2 separate regions of the Mus musculus genome follow, and region 2 is linked to region 1. Evidence: chromatin contacts called from ENCODE Hi-C data. All regions are on one chromosome and are shown on one strand. The core of a region is the stretch at or near the end of the contact, and the rest is flanking DNA. Distances in the headings are between cores, read along the strand shown.

Region 1 (6,284 bases), core at 1,495-3,994:
CCTTTAATCCCAGCACTTGGGAGGCAGAGGCAGGCGAATTTCTGAGTTCGAGGCCAGCCTCGTCTACAGAGTAAGTTCCAGGACAGCCAGGGCTACACAGAGAAACCCTGTCTCGAAAAAAGCCAAAAAAAAAAAAAAAAGATAGATTTCCTGTGAAGTTCAGACAAGGCAGGATGAATTCGCTGCAGCTACTGCCTCTAGGGACTGTCCCAAAGGATTTCGGTCATCTGACACATTGCAGCTTTGAGGGGGGAGTGCCCCGCCCACCCAAGCCTCAGTTGAATGTGGGTGAGAAATGGAGGTGAATTTCAAACGTAACACAGCTTTGTTAACTAACTTCCCAGGAACAGCTCTGCTGTTAATTGTGGCAAACAGCCTGGGATGTCTTTGTGGTACTGTGGATTCTTTCAAGGTCTTTGGCGATCCTGCCAAGCGGGATCACCCCTTCATAATTGTAAGCATCTTACTAAATGAAACACTTGGTTCCTTTATATAGTTTTAACTGTGTCACAACAGCTTGGCACCCCATTTCAACCCTCAAAATTATATTTTATTTTGTTTTGTTTTCTTCATATAATCCTTTCAGCCTAATCTATTTTTAGATTTTAGAAGTGCTTTGTATGTATTGGATGGAAAAACCTTAATTTAAAAAATTACTCCCTATGACCCTGAGGGCCTCCCATTGTACTTTAACAATAGTGGAGACACTACATTGTTTATTCTGACTGTCTAGTGCTGGTGGTTAGGGAACTTTAGCAGCACATCTCGGCGAGCCTCAAGGGTGGCAGTTTAAGTCCTTCATTATTACAGTTGCTGGCACAAAGTGCTCCGGGCTTATCCCACTGGCCAGACAGGAGAGGAATCCAGACCTCCAGCCTTCTCTTTAAGCCTCCAAGAACTGTCTGTCCATCCCTTCAGTACCAGGTTGCCTGATGATGGTCAGATCAGTACTGAGGAAATGCCTTTCCAGCCAAGTTGTGTAAGACTTGCAGAGGGAAAGATGCTTCATCATGGCTACTTTTTCTTTCTCGTTTCTGCTCACTGCCCCCTTTCCTTCTTCTCCTTAGTGTCAAGGGAAAGAATAGTGATCAAAGCGAAGGGATCCAGAAACAACACCGTGCTACAGGAAAGAGGAGAAAATTAGGCTCTGTTGGAGCATCTCTGCCTGTCCTTCATAGTTCTCTTCCCAGACCCAGGGGGATCCATTTCCACAATGGCAGTTTTATGATGCAAACTGGAGCCTCAAAATCCCTAACAGAAAACTTGAAGGATAAGTTTTTCATTGCACTCTGCTCAGTAGTCTGCACTACTTTGTGGTTTGAGCACAACGATCTGTTGGTCCAGTGTGTATTTTATATACTACCTGCCAGCCACTTAGCAGCCACTTCGATTATCAGTTTAATTGTATATTGCTTGCGTTTAAACCAGTTTTATTTTACATAAGAATGGCTCCAAAGTGCAAGAATATTGATGCCAATATACACGAATGAAACTATAAAGAGATCCTCTTAAATGAGGTGACAAAACACAATACTTTTAGAGACGAGAGGAGCAGAAAAAAAGAGATAACCTCATAAAACCCTCACTGGAATAAACTGCTTTATTTCTTTTTTTAGTATACTTTGCTGTTACTCTTTTATCACTTTTGATCTATTACTGGGCATTGTTCATAGATTAAATTTTGCCATAGGTATATGTGTCTAGGGGATTACATGGGCTCAGTACCCGCTACGGTTTCAGATAGCTACCAACATTGTGGAGGATGGTGACTATAGTATCTAGATCCTGTAACACACATGCAAAGATGGAGCCAGGAGCAACCAAGAGCTTTACCAGACTCTGGGCCCCTCATTTTCTTTCTCTCTCTCTTTCTCTCTTCCTCTCTTTCTCTCTTTCTCTCTTTCTCTCTTTCTCTCTTTCCTTCCCTTCCCTTCCCTTCCCTTCCCTTCCCTTCCCTTCCCTTCCCTTCCCTTCCCTTCCCTTCCCTTCCCCCCTTCCCTTCCACTTCCCTTCCCTTCCTTCTTTCTTTTAAAGATTTATTTATTTTATGTGTATAAGTGTACTGTAGCTCTCTTTAGACACATCAGAAGAGGACATCAGATCTCATTGCAGATGGTTGTGAGCCACCATCTTACTGGGAATTGAACTCAGGACCTCTGGAAAAGCAGTCAGTGCTCTCAACCTCAGAGCCATCTCTCCAGCCTCACTTTCTATTTTTCTAATCAGGGTACCTCCCCCTCCCCCTCAACAGTCCCTCAGCCCTGCCCTGTCTTTGTACAGGACCACTTTTACTCTATTTGTATGTATAGCCATGTCTTGTGAAAATTAAAACATCCTTACAAGAGAAACTTCTTTTTATAATCTAGTCCAGTACATTCTACTTTGTTGAAATTGGTTCTTAAAATTTTTAATATTTTTAAATTTTTAACTATTCCCATCTTTTTGTGACAACCTAGTAGGCTTTTTTGTTTGTTTGTTTGTTTGTTTGTTTGTTTTTTGACAAAAATGTGCACATATAATGATTTAAATAATTGTTTAGCAAGCACAGATAAGATTTACAAGCCTGTGAGCAATCTCTGCCCTGTGTCCCACGATAAAGTTGGTGTGGCACATGGGCAACTTTTTACTTTGTGAAGTTAGGACTTTCTAAGTTTACTTCCCAAGGCTCAAGAAATGTTGAATTGGTGGGTAGGTGCACAAGGACTTAGCTCTAGTGTAAGTAGCCACCTAGTGGCAGCTGTCTGCATCTGACCAGGGTCCTGTGTTGAGTGAAGTCCTCTGATTTCTCCTCTGAGAAAGGCCATCTGTGACTTACAGGGCTTGCCTGGCAGCTTGGGGACGCGTCCCAACCCCTCCATATAGTCTTTCCTTTGTTGATGGGTGGGCTCCATTGCTGTACTTCCCTAACAATTACTGTCTATTGTCTTCATCTTCCGCGGAGAGGTGCTTTCAGCTCTGGCTGCCGCTCCTTAGGATTCCAAGCACTTGGCATTGGGCCCACACATCTGTAGAGTTACAAGCTCCTGAGGTAACTATGCATGGCCGTGGTTTACAAATACCAACACAGACTAGCACCCTAGGATCAAAGCATTCAAGGAAAATGTGCCAGTGTCCCACCTTGCTCCTCAGAAGAGGTAAGAAAGGACTTTTCCCCCCTCAGGGCCAGGGAGATTGAGAAGTCCGGGGAGCTGGCATCCGAGTTGGCCACGGAAAGTGAAGCTGTCAGGGTTTTGGCTCTGTTTAGCTCCATCCTCCCAAACACTTTGATGGTCTCCCAGCCAGCTCTGAAATAGCTGTGAATAGGAATCTGATTGTTGCGTGCCATGAAAGACCAAACAAACTGGCAATTTAGAGAAGTCTTTGTGTCACCCCTCCCTTGCAGCACCCACTTTCTCCACCCCCCCCCCAATAATTAATGTGATCAAATAACCCCCCTCATGTTTAGAAGCCCGAGATCAGCATATCAAAGGGTGGGAAGGGCCTGGCAATCCTTACCAAACTCGCTCTGAGGGAAACAAAACTTATTTGCATAGGAAGAGACTTCTCTCTCTTTGCCTACAGCTGAGGAGTTTCCCCATAACTCCCTGTTTTGGGAGAAAATTGGCCAATTCCCTTTTTGATTCAGTCATTTCCTGAAGGTAATTCCCGAGAGTTGAAGCTCTGGGTCCAAATCCCCTCCGAGGTGGGAATGAATTGACAAGTGGAAGCCCCGGCAGTTTACTAATTCATAACTCTACCCCCTCCTTCTTCGTGTTGCTAAACACTATAATCTGTGACCTGAAAGGAAGAACACTACCAGCAAGTAAATATTGAAAAGGCCCTATGAAGTATAATGTGTGTGAATTGTGCCTGGGGAGCCCGTCTGCTGGGATGAAGTTCTCATCTGCTAATGAAAGTGAGGCGGTGGTTTTACAGGAGGTTGAAAGGAAATACTTTTAAAGTGCTAAGGGCTGGAGTTTAGTGTGTGAGTATTCCGTGTGACTGAGCGCGCACTGTTGTGAATGAATGAACTCTGTGCCACCGAGGACCACTGGGAACCCTGAGAGGAAGTGGAAGCATGACTCACGGATGTGCTTGAACTGTGTATCAAGGTGTGTGTGTGTGTGTGTGTGTGTGTGCGCGCGCACGCGTGCTAACTTCAGAGCCAGATCTGAAGCCTGGTAGGAAGAAAGACCTTGGATCATAGCAAGGAGAGGGCTCCTGGCTTACAGCGCTAGGCTACTACCCACATCTGAGGACAGCGGCCCAGTCTCTTCTGTGCAGTCTCGGGCGTGCATCGCCTGTCCGGAGGATTCACATCACCCTCAAGACTCAGCCAGGCTGGATGTCACTCACGGTGGCTTTGTTCTAAAGGCCTCCAGATGAGATTTATCTAGGCATCTGGTAAGTGAAACTTTTAAGTTTTACAATTTGAACCAAGCTGCTTAAATGGAGCGAGGGATTTGGCTAGAGAAGCCCATGGAGAAGACAACACGCAGTGCGCATCCATTGGTAGCGAAAGTGGGGGCCACTGGGGACCTTTGGCCTCTGTCTCTCGCAGCATGAGTGCCGGGGCTTCCAGAGAAAGGCTCATGATTGTCTGGAGGCAAAAGCTTTTCTCCAAAACTCGTGGAAAGGAAACAGCTCCTTGCTCTCTTGCTTTATACGCTGTAGTGTATTTAGAAAATGTTCAGAGCAGCCTACTAAAACATCCGTGTTATCTGCCTGCCTGCCCCGCCCCATGTTTAGCGCTGCCTATGTGTTTCTACAGTGCTGATATTAAGGAGTTCCTTGGGTGCTACAGTTACCATTCAGTTATTTCTTTCTCTCAGGATAGATTGACAGGCCTATTTCTAAGTTACCTATGTCATTTTTTAAAAGGTGGTCATCTGGTTGAGTTTTGAGACAGTGTCTTATGTGTCACGGGCTGCAGCAAGCCCGTCAAGTAGTCACTGGTAGGCTCTGATCTGTGTCTGCCTGCAGAGTGTTGGGATCACAGGCATGTACCACCATGCCCAGTTTTTGGTCCTGTTTACGGGGTACTGGGGACTGAACCCAGGGACTTGTGCATGCTGCACAGAATTCTACCAACCATGTTATGTCCTTAGCTTACTTTGTTTTATGTTTTAACAGAGGGTTTTACTGTTTTCTTTCTTTAAAAATTTTTTTTTCTTGATTTTTCGAGACAAGGTTTCTCTGTGTAGCCCTGGATGTCCTGAAACTCACTCTGTAGACCAGGCTGGCCTCGAACTCAGAAATCCGCCTGCCTCTGCCTCTCAAGGGCTGGGATCAAAGGCGTGCGTCACCACTGCCTGGCTTTACTGTTTTCTTAAAGGTTATATACTAATTTGTTTTAATTTCTCATGATAATAATCATGCCTCCAAATGCTATCTGGATATAAGACTAAATGTTTAAATATTACTTCTTGGTTTCAGGGTCACGGTCAGTTAAATGGTATCTGAAGGCTTCCGTGCTTCGGTCTCTTTATCCATTCACCTTGAGCCATTAACAGGGTGGTATTAACTACCAGTGCCTTTACTCCTTGGAGATCCGGTACTAATAGCCTGTTACCTGTCCTTTGGTTGATTGTGGTCTACAAATTCTCAAAAAGATGCATCTAAAAATGACAGTGATTTTTCTGGATATGGATCGCCTCTTGAGTTTTGGTGTAGTCATGGCTGTCCCACAAGGTGGCACTATTGCCGTGCTTCAGTGAATCTTTATGTGGAAATCAAGGTCTAGCTCCGCCTGGTTTAAATATCTGTGGTGTCTGCCATTCTGTGTTGTCTCAGTATATTTCTAAAAGGCGAAAGGAAAATGCTAAAACCTTCCTTCTCACATTATCCAATGAATTTTTATTATGAATTCACAGAGTTAAGTTTTGCTCATCATTGGAATCAGGAAAAGGGCTGATGCTGGAATCTCAAAAACCAGGCAAAGTCAGGAACTTCTCTGTGCTTGCTTTCTGAGAACTGGGAGAGTAGTCACTTGGGGGGACCGGAAGTTATGCTTTTAGGAGACAATAGGAGAGACTAGCCTCCATCATGGAGTGGGATTTGTAATATGGGTGTTGGCAGTGAAAGGTTCGACAGGGTCAGGGCTGAGGGGTGAACTGCATTATGAGAGCCAGCAGAGGAGAGCAAAAGCGGAGAGGGTAGAGTGGGCCCAGTACTCTCCTCAGGGGAGGAGGGAGAATCAAGTCAAGACTCCCACTTCTGTTGCAGGGAGCTATGGCTGCCCTCCAGTCGCCAGCACAGCTAGCTCTATCCTTTTCCTTGCAAGGTAACTAACTGGAAACTTAGAG
Region 2 (6,340 bases), core at 1,426-3,925, 160 kb after region 1:
TACAAACAAGCCCATAGCTTGTTTGACTTTTACAGGCCCACAGCTAGAGAGAATTTGCTTTGAGATAAGTCATGCTTTGAGTCTCAAGCCAGATTTTATTTGAATGTTATTTAAATGAGTCTTTTGAGTCAATGCTGAAATAGGCTAAGATTCTAGGGCTGGTAAAATGTGACTGGATGCATTTTTGTGAGTGAGAAAGACACAAAGTTTCTTCAGTTAGGAACAGAATGCTGTGGACTGAATGCCTGTCTCTCTCAAATTCATATCAAACTCCTAATCACAAATGGGATAGTTTAAAGAGCCTCTGGAGGGTGGTTAGATCCTGGGGGGGACTGAGCCCTTAAGAAAGGAATTATCACCCTTACAAAAGAGGGTCAAATGTGCTTATATGAATCAGGAAATGGCCCCTAGCCAGTCACTAAAACTGTAAGTGCCTTGACCTTGAACCTAGCTTCTAGAAAGAACTACAAAAAGCAAACTTGTGTTTGTGGTAAGCCACAGAGTCTATAGTATTCGTTGTGCCTGCCCAAACAGACTAGGACAGACACCATATGCTGTTTTTTGAAGGCATTATTGTTCAGATCTATCTATTTTGTAGGAAAGGATAGTCCTATGTTTCAAGTGATACAATTTGTGCTATGTTTTATATGTGGAAGATATATAATAGACTTCTCAATAAATGGATTCTATCTTGCAATAGACTTCAGTGACATTTTAAAACCAAGACAGCAGGAAAACATCCTGAAATCTAGTAGACGGTTCTTATGGAAGGGTGAGATGCTTGTGGACTGGTGAATGCACACAGGTAAAACCAGCAGCCAGCAGGCCGGCAGGCAGCATGGCTGTGAATTATCTACCACTTACCGCACGAACACCGTCATTTCAGCTCTGTCTTCAATGAAGACATCTGACTCTGAAGGCCTGGGTGGATCGGGTTGCTGCTCAGAGGGGATGTACAGGGAAATCGTAATGGTAGACTCACTGAAAGGACTTGAGCCGGGCTCCACGTAGCTTGTCACGGGGGCTGTCAGCTTGATTTTCATCTCTACGTCATGGAAAAAATGAAAGCAATTTTAGCATATTATGGCTGATGTTTCTTGATTTCCTTTACATTACCACTATAAATATGTACCCTTGATATGTCTCATCTTTTTGTTTTTGTTTTTCTTTTATAAAGGGGTAGTGGTAGAATGACACATTACTCTACATTAAACAATTTTCTGTAGTGTTTTCTTGGGTTAATAAATTCTATATTTTTAAACATAAAGAAGAAATCACAGAAAACATGGGCCAATTATTTTTCTCTATATCTCAGAAATTGTGGTCCTAAGGCGAAGAGACTTGCAAAATTACACACACACACACACACAACTTGAGGCTCATGCCCTTGCATTTTCCTGTCCCTTGATATCACTATTAGAGGCATTTGGCACAGGAAAGGACTTCTCCCTAGGTAGAGTCCCATTTCATCTAGGAAAAAAAAAAAAAAATGAGGAAAGTATAGACCTTGACAAGCAGAACCCAGCAACACTCTACTGTAGCTACACTAAAGTTCTTGAAGCCAATCGTGAATAAAAACATTAGAGTTTCAGTCATCTGGTTATTCGTCTATTACAAAACAGAATTCTTCAGGAGACTAAAACTCAGTAATCGCAGCATCTCGGAGGCTACTTTTACCTTTCTCATTTTTGCCTTGAATGTAGCCATTCAATTTTGTGAAACCAGTCTGGATGGCTGAATCCCAGTCCAGGGACTCCACGCAAGTGCTGACCCACTTAGCCGGTCCGTAGTGCCGGATCTCATAACTTCCTGGCTAAAATGGTACAGAGAAAACTTAAGAGAAGTAACTCATGAACTCATGAACAAGCAGCAACTCATGAACGTCAGGAGGTGAGAGTCCCCAATACAGGAGAGCTGCAACCCTCTCCCCCCAAGGTCTAGCCTGAGGTTCCCGTTCTTTAGGACAAGCATGGACTCTCCTGAGGTTTCCCTACGGGTTGGAGAGCAGATACTGCCCTAAGGACAGATTACAAGCTTTTCTTAAATCGAAGCGCTGGGTCTGTGTAGTAGTAACCAGTTTCTCCCTACCCCACCCGCTCCGCGGACAGGAAGTGGATGTATGACTCTCTCCTGGGGTCAGCTAAACAACGCATCTCCTGGTTCGCGCAGATCTAAAATAGTATATATATATATATATATATATATATATATATTTTAACTTAACTCTAGGGGACTCTTCATATCACGGTAAAGTAGCCCAGATGAATCTTTGCGGGCCCTGGAAGACGCCTACCTGGGGGTCTATGTCCTCCGGAGCTTTCCAGCTCGGCATCTCCAAGGCCTGATCCTCTGAGCCCTCGGCCACCCCGAGGTCTGGCTCCGGCTCCTCTGCCATGAGTAAGGGCAGCTTGGGAGGGGCGCGCCCTGTTTGTGTTCACCGGCCACCCTGTTCTGAGTCCCCTCCCCACCGGCGCACGCTCGGCCCTGCAGCCCTTACTGCGGGTCCGTAGGACATTCTCGGTCTGAGCCACAAGGCGGCGTCGCGACCAACCTCAGGCTTGCGCCAGCCCTGGCCACACCCCTCTGCAGGGATAAGGTCAGGATCAGCTAGCTGATCAGACTGATCAGGATCGGCCGGCTGGCCCTGGGTCATCTAGGTCCTCTGCAGAGTCCCTCCCACCTAGCTGATGTTTTGCAGAACTGGATTGTGGGCAGTGGTGGGCGGAGGACTGAGCAGCTCCTAGCTCGGTTTCTGTGGAACCAGTCCGGGCACCCATTCAGGGAGCCTCTCCCTACATTGAAAACGCTGCCAGCGCCTCTGCAAAATCAGCTTCCTCCCCACCCTCACAAAAGAAAATCGCCTGCCCCAAGACTTCGCAGCGGAGCTCCAAGACCTCTAGCAGCTAGCACTCAGGACTCTGACTCCTGCTGCCCTTAGATCCTGGAGTCCAAATTGGGATCCGCAGACTGATTTATACTAGAAGGGCAGCCAGGGCCCACAGTTTTCAGGTTTGCTCAATGTGGAAAGTCAATGGAGACCCAGCATCTTTGGGGAGAGCAATGTGTGTGTGTGTGTGTGTGTGTGTGTGTGTGTGTGTGTGTGTGTGTGTGTGTGTTGTGTCTTGGGCTACTGAAACCATCTGAGTCCTCCAGTCAGCCCTGGAGGACGGGCCAGAGCACACACTAGTGCTCTTTAGATATTTTGGCTAGGCTTCATACTTTTTCCAAAAGATTTATTGAAATAAATTTATATATAATTCATCTCTTTTTTCTTTTAAAATGTTATACCGATATACAATTTATCTTGATCATATCCACCTGCCCCTCTCTCCCCTCAACTCCTGAAACCCCACTCTCCACCCCACCTCCACCCCATCACATCTTCCTTCCAAAATTCTTTGAGTATTTATTTAGCTCACTGGATTCAGCTAGTTCAACTCACATGCACTTAGGCTGGAGTCTATCACTGAGGCACTGAAAACCCATGCTCACACTCCTAAAAAGAAATGAGTCTCTAGGTCCCAGCAACCCGTTACTGATAAAGAATTCTCAGGAGTACTCCAGAGACATCCCTCCCCCATGCTGGAATTTTTTTCAGTTTTATTTTTAATTACATGTATATGTTTTAACATACCTCTACTATTTAATAAACCAGGCATTGTGGTGTACCCCTGTAATCCTAGAACTGTGAGTTTGGAAGCAGGAAACCCAGAAATTCTAAGTGACCCTTGACTACACACAAAAATTGAAGCCACTTGCCCCACCCCCACCCCCTCTTAGCTATATCCGAATGCCTCAAAAACAGAGAATCAGTAATAATAGTAAAGTGAACTACTTAATGGCTTTCAATTATATTTATGGAGTTTTGCAGCAATTACAATGCTAGCCCATCTTTTAATGATCTCCCCCCTCAGCCTTTAGCATGTTCTAAGCCCCTGTGCTAGTTAGTTCTGTTTTGTTTGCTTTTTTTTTTTTTTTTTTTTTTTTTTTGTCAGTTTGGCATAAATCCGGGTCATACGTGAAGAGGAAACTTCAACAGAGAACACACCTGCCTTCAACAGATTGGTTTGTAGGCAAGTCAATGGGGCATTCTCTCTGATGAATGATTAATGTGGACGGGCCCAGCAAACTGTGGGTGGTGCCACCTGGAACAACTGGTTCTGGGAAGTGTAGCTGGGGCTGGGCATGGTGGCATAGATGCTCTTAATGCCAGCACCACACTGGGGAGACGGTTAGCCAGATCTCTGTGAGTTGGAGGCCAGCCTGGTCTTTACAGTGAGTTCCAAGACAGCTAGGGTGGTGTAGAGAGACCCTGTCTTGAAAGAAAAGCAAAAAGAAAGGTAGCTGAAGGTGAGTCTGGGAACAGGCAGCACTCTTCCCTGCGTGGTCTCTGCTTCAGTTCTTGCCCACAGTTTGCTGATATCACTCAGTGATAGACTGTGGTATGGAAATGTAAGCCAAATAAACACTTTCTTCCCCGAGTCACTTTTGGATAGTGTTTTATGGCAGCATCAGAAAGCAAACTGGGGCACACCCAACTCCTAGAGCCATGCTCCAAGAAACTAGTAACTTGAACTTATCTTTGTGGTTTGATTGGAAACCAAAAACAAAATAAAGCAGAGGGGCCTACCCACCCTGCACCTCCCATCCTGCTGATTGACCACGGGTCATCTCTAGAAAATGTCAAAGAGCCAGGATGGTGTAAAAGTGTCCCAGATTTACTGAGTCCACGCCTAGCGCTCAGACACTTCATATAGAAGAACCACACTGTGGGATGCTCTGTGTGACTAACTGCCTTTGCTTAAAGTATCTTCAGGGTTCATGCATGTCATACACATTTTTTAATGGTCAAATAAGGATTTTTATAAGCAGTTTGTTTATCAATGTATGATGATTTGTATTGTTTCAACTTGGACTATTGTCAGCTTTTGTGTAGGGAAGGGTGGAGGAAGGAGGGGGGGGGGAGAGGGAGAGGATACAAATTGTATACAGGTTCTTGTGAACTGCTAAGTTGTTCTTGAACCATTTGATACTCTATTTACCTGCATCCTCTCCAGTTTTCCTGTAAGTATTTTGTGTATATACAACTTGCTTTGTAGATGTGATTTCTATTCTTGGAATTCACTGTTTTACAGTGTTTAATTCAGCGATGTTTAACAAATTCACTCAGTTGTAAACCCAGCACCACTATCAAATCCCAGAATATTCTATCACTGAAAAAAAGAGATCCTATGAAGTTGAACGGTCCCTCTCATCTGTGACCCTGTCCTCTTCCTCATCCCTGCCATCCACTGAGTTACTTTCTACATCTGTAGATTTGCCTCACTGAGCATTTTGAATCAATAGAATCAGATAGTGTATGATTACATAATCATCGGTATGATTATATAGACTGGCTTCTTTCACTTACTGAGAGAACTAGCATTTTCAAGCTCGATCTGTGCTATGGCATGGACCAGTCCTCTGTTCTAGCTCACCGCTGGAAATTAACCCATTTTTTGGACCTGGTAATTTAAGCTACTTTCCTTCTTTGCCCTTCCCTGACTAAACAACTGTGGAAAGAGCTCTGGCCATAAGCCAGAGTTCTAGTTCTATTTTAAATCTATTATTATGCAGTTAAGCTTGAATTATTTAGTGAAAAACTCAATAATGAGTTTCGACATAATTTTTTTGTTTGTTTGTTTTGTGTTTTCGAGACAGGATTTCTCTGCATAGCCCTGGCTGTCCTGGAACTCACTTTGTAGACAACGCTGGCCTCGAACTCAGAAATCCACCTGCTTCTGCCTCCCGAGTGCTGGGATTAAAGGCATGCTCCACCATGCCCGTTTAATTGCCTGTTTGTTATCAGATTCGATCTATGGTTTAAATTGGCTTCCAAAATTGGGAAGTGTAGCCGTGAATTAGTTAAACTGTTTTGGTCCCCAGTGGTTCCCTCCTTCAGCCACCCGCCAGAGCCCTCTGGAGTTGCAAATGAAAGACGCGCACGCGCGCGCGCGCACACACACACACACACACACACACACACACACACACACACACACACATGCTGGTACGTACGCATGCAAGTTAATTCTGTTATGCCTTGGCTAGCTCAAATAAGGCTACTAACCCTTTCCCCGACTAGCAAACACTCCCCTCCAGCATTCCGGAGTTAACATTCTTAAAAATCTTTATTTCATTTCTGCTACTCCAGACCCAATCGGAGAAAGAGCCACTAGAGCCAATTCTTACAAGGCTGGTACGTCCCACGCCCCCTCTCTTCTTCCTCCCCTCCCTCTCCCATTCCCGGGAATCCTGGGAATCCTCGGTCTTCCTACCCAACCACTACCTGCTGGCATCT

What was found. Hi-C counts contacts between places; a loop is a spot of excess contacts on that map.
Region 2: a loop to region 1 is called in a map of T-helper 17 cell, with 2.3 times the contacts of the local background. The contact joins the promoter of Hebp2 here to the enhancer-like site in region 1. A Hi-C loop is called at or near these places in 3 of 37 maps with a recorded cell type or tissue (T-helper 17 cell and mouse trophoblast stem cell).

What each region holds. Positions count from the first base shown.
Region 1 is chr10:18,386,128-18,392,411 of GRCm38, forward strand. It overlaps a transcript of Nhsl1 not described here. Among named protein-coding and RNA genes, the nearest start is that of Nhsl1, 18 kb to the right of the region's middle. Within about 2 kb of position 2,745, at least 1 of the 3 ENCODE cell types and tissues checked has a DNase peak (open chromatin) inside an H3K27ac peak, as active enhancers do.
Region 2 is chr10:18,543,401-18,549,740 of GRCm38, forward strand. It overlaps Hebp2 (heme binding protein 2), which reads right to left and starts at 2,676. Exons shown (of 4, transcript NM_019487.3): 1 at 2,294-2,676; 2 at 1,678-1,813; 3 at 865-1,045. The coding sequence starts at 2,395.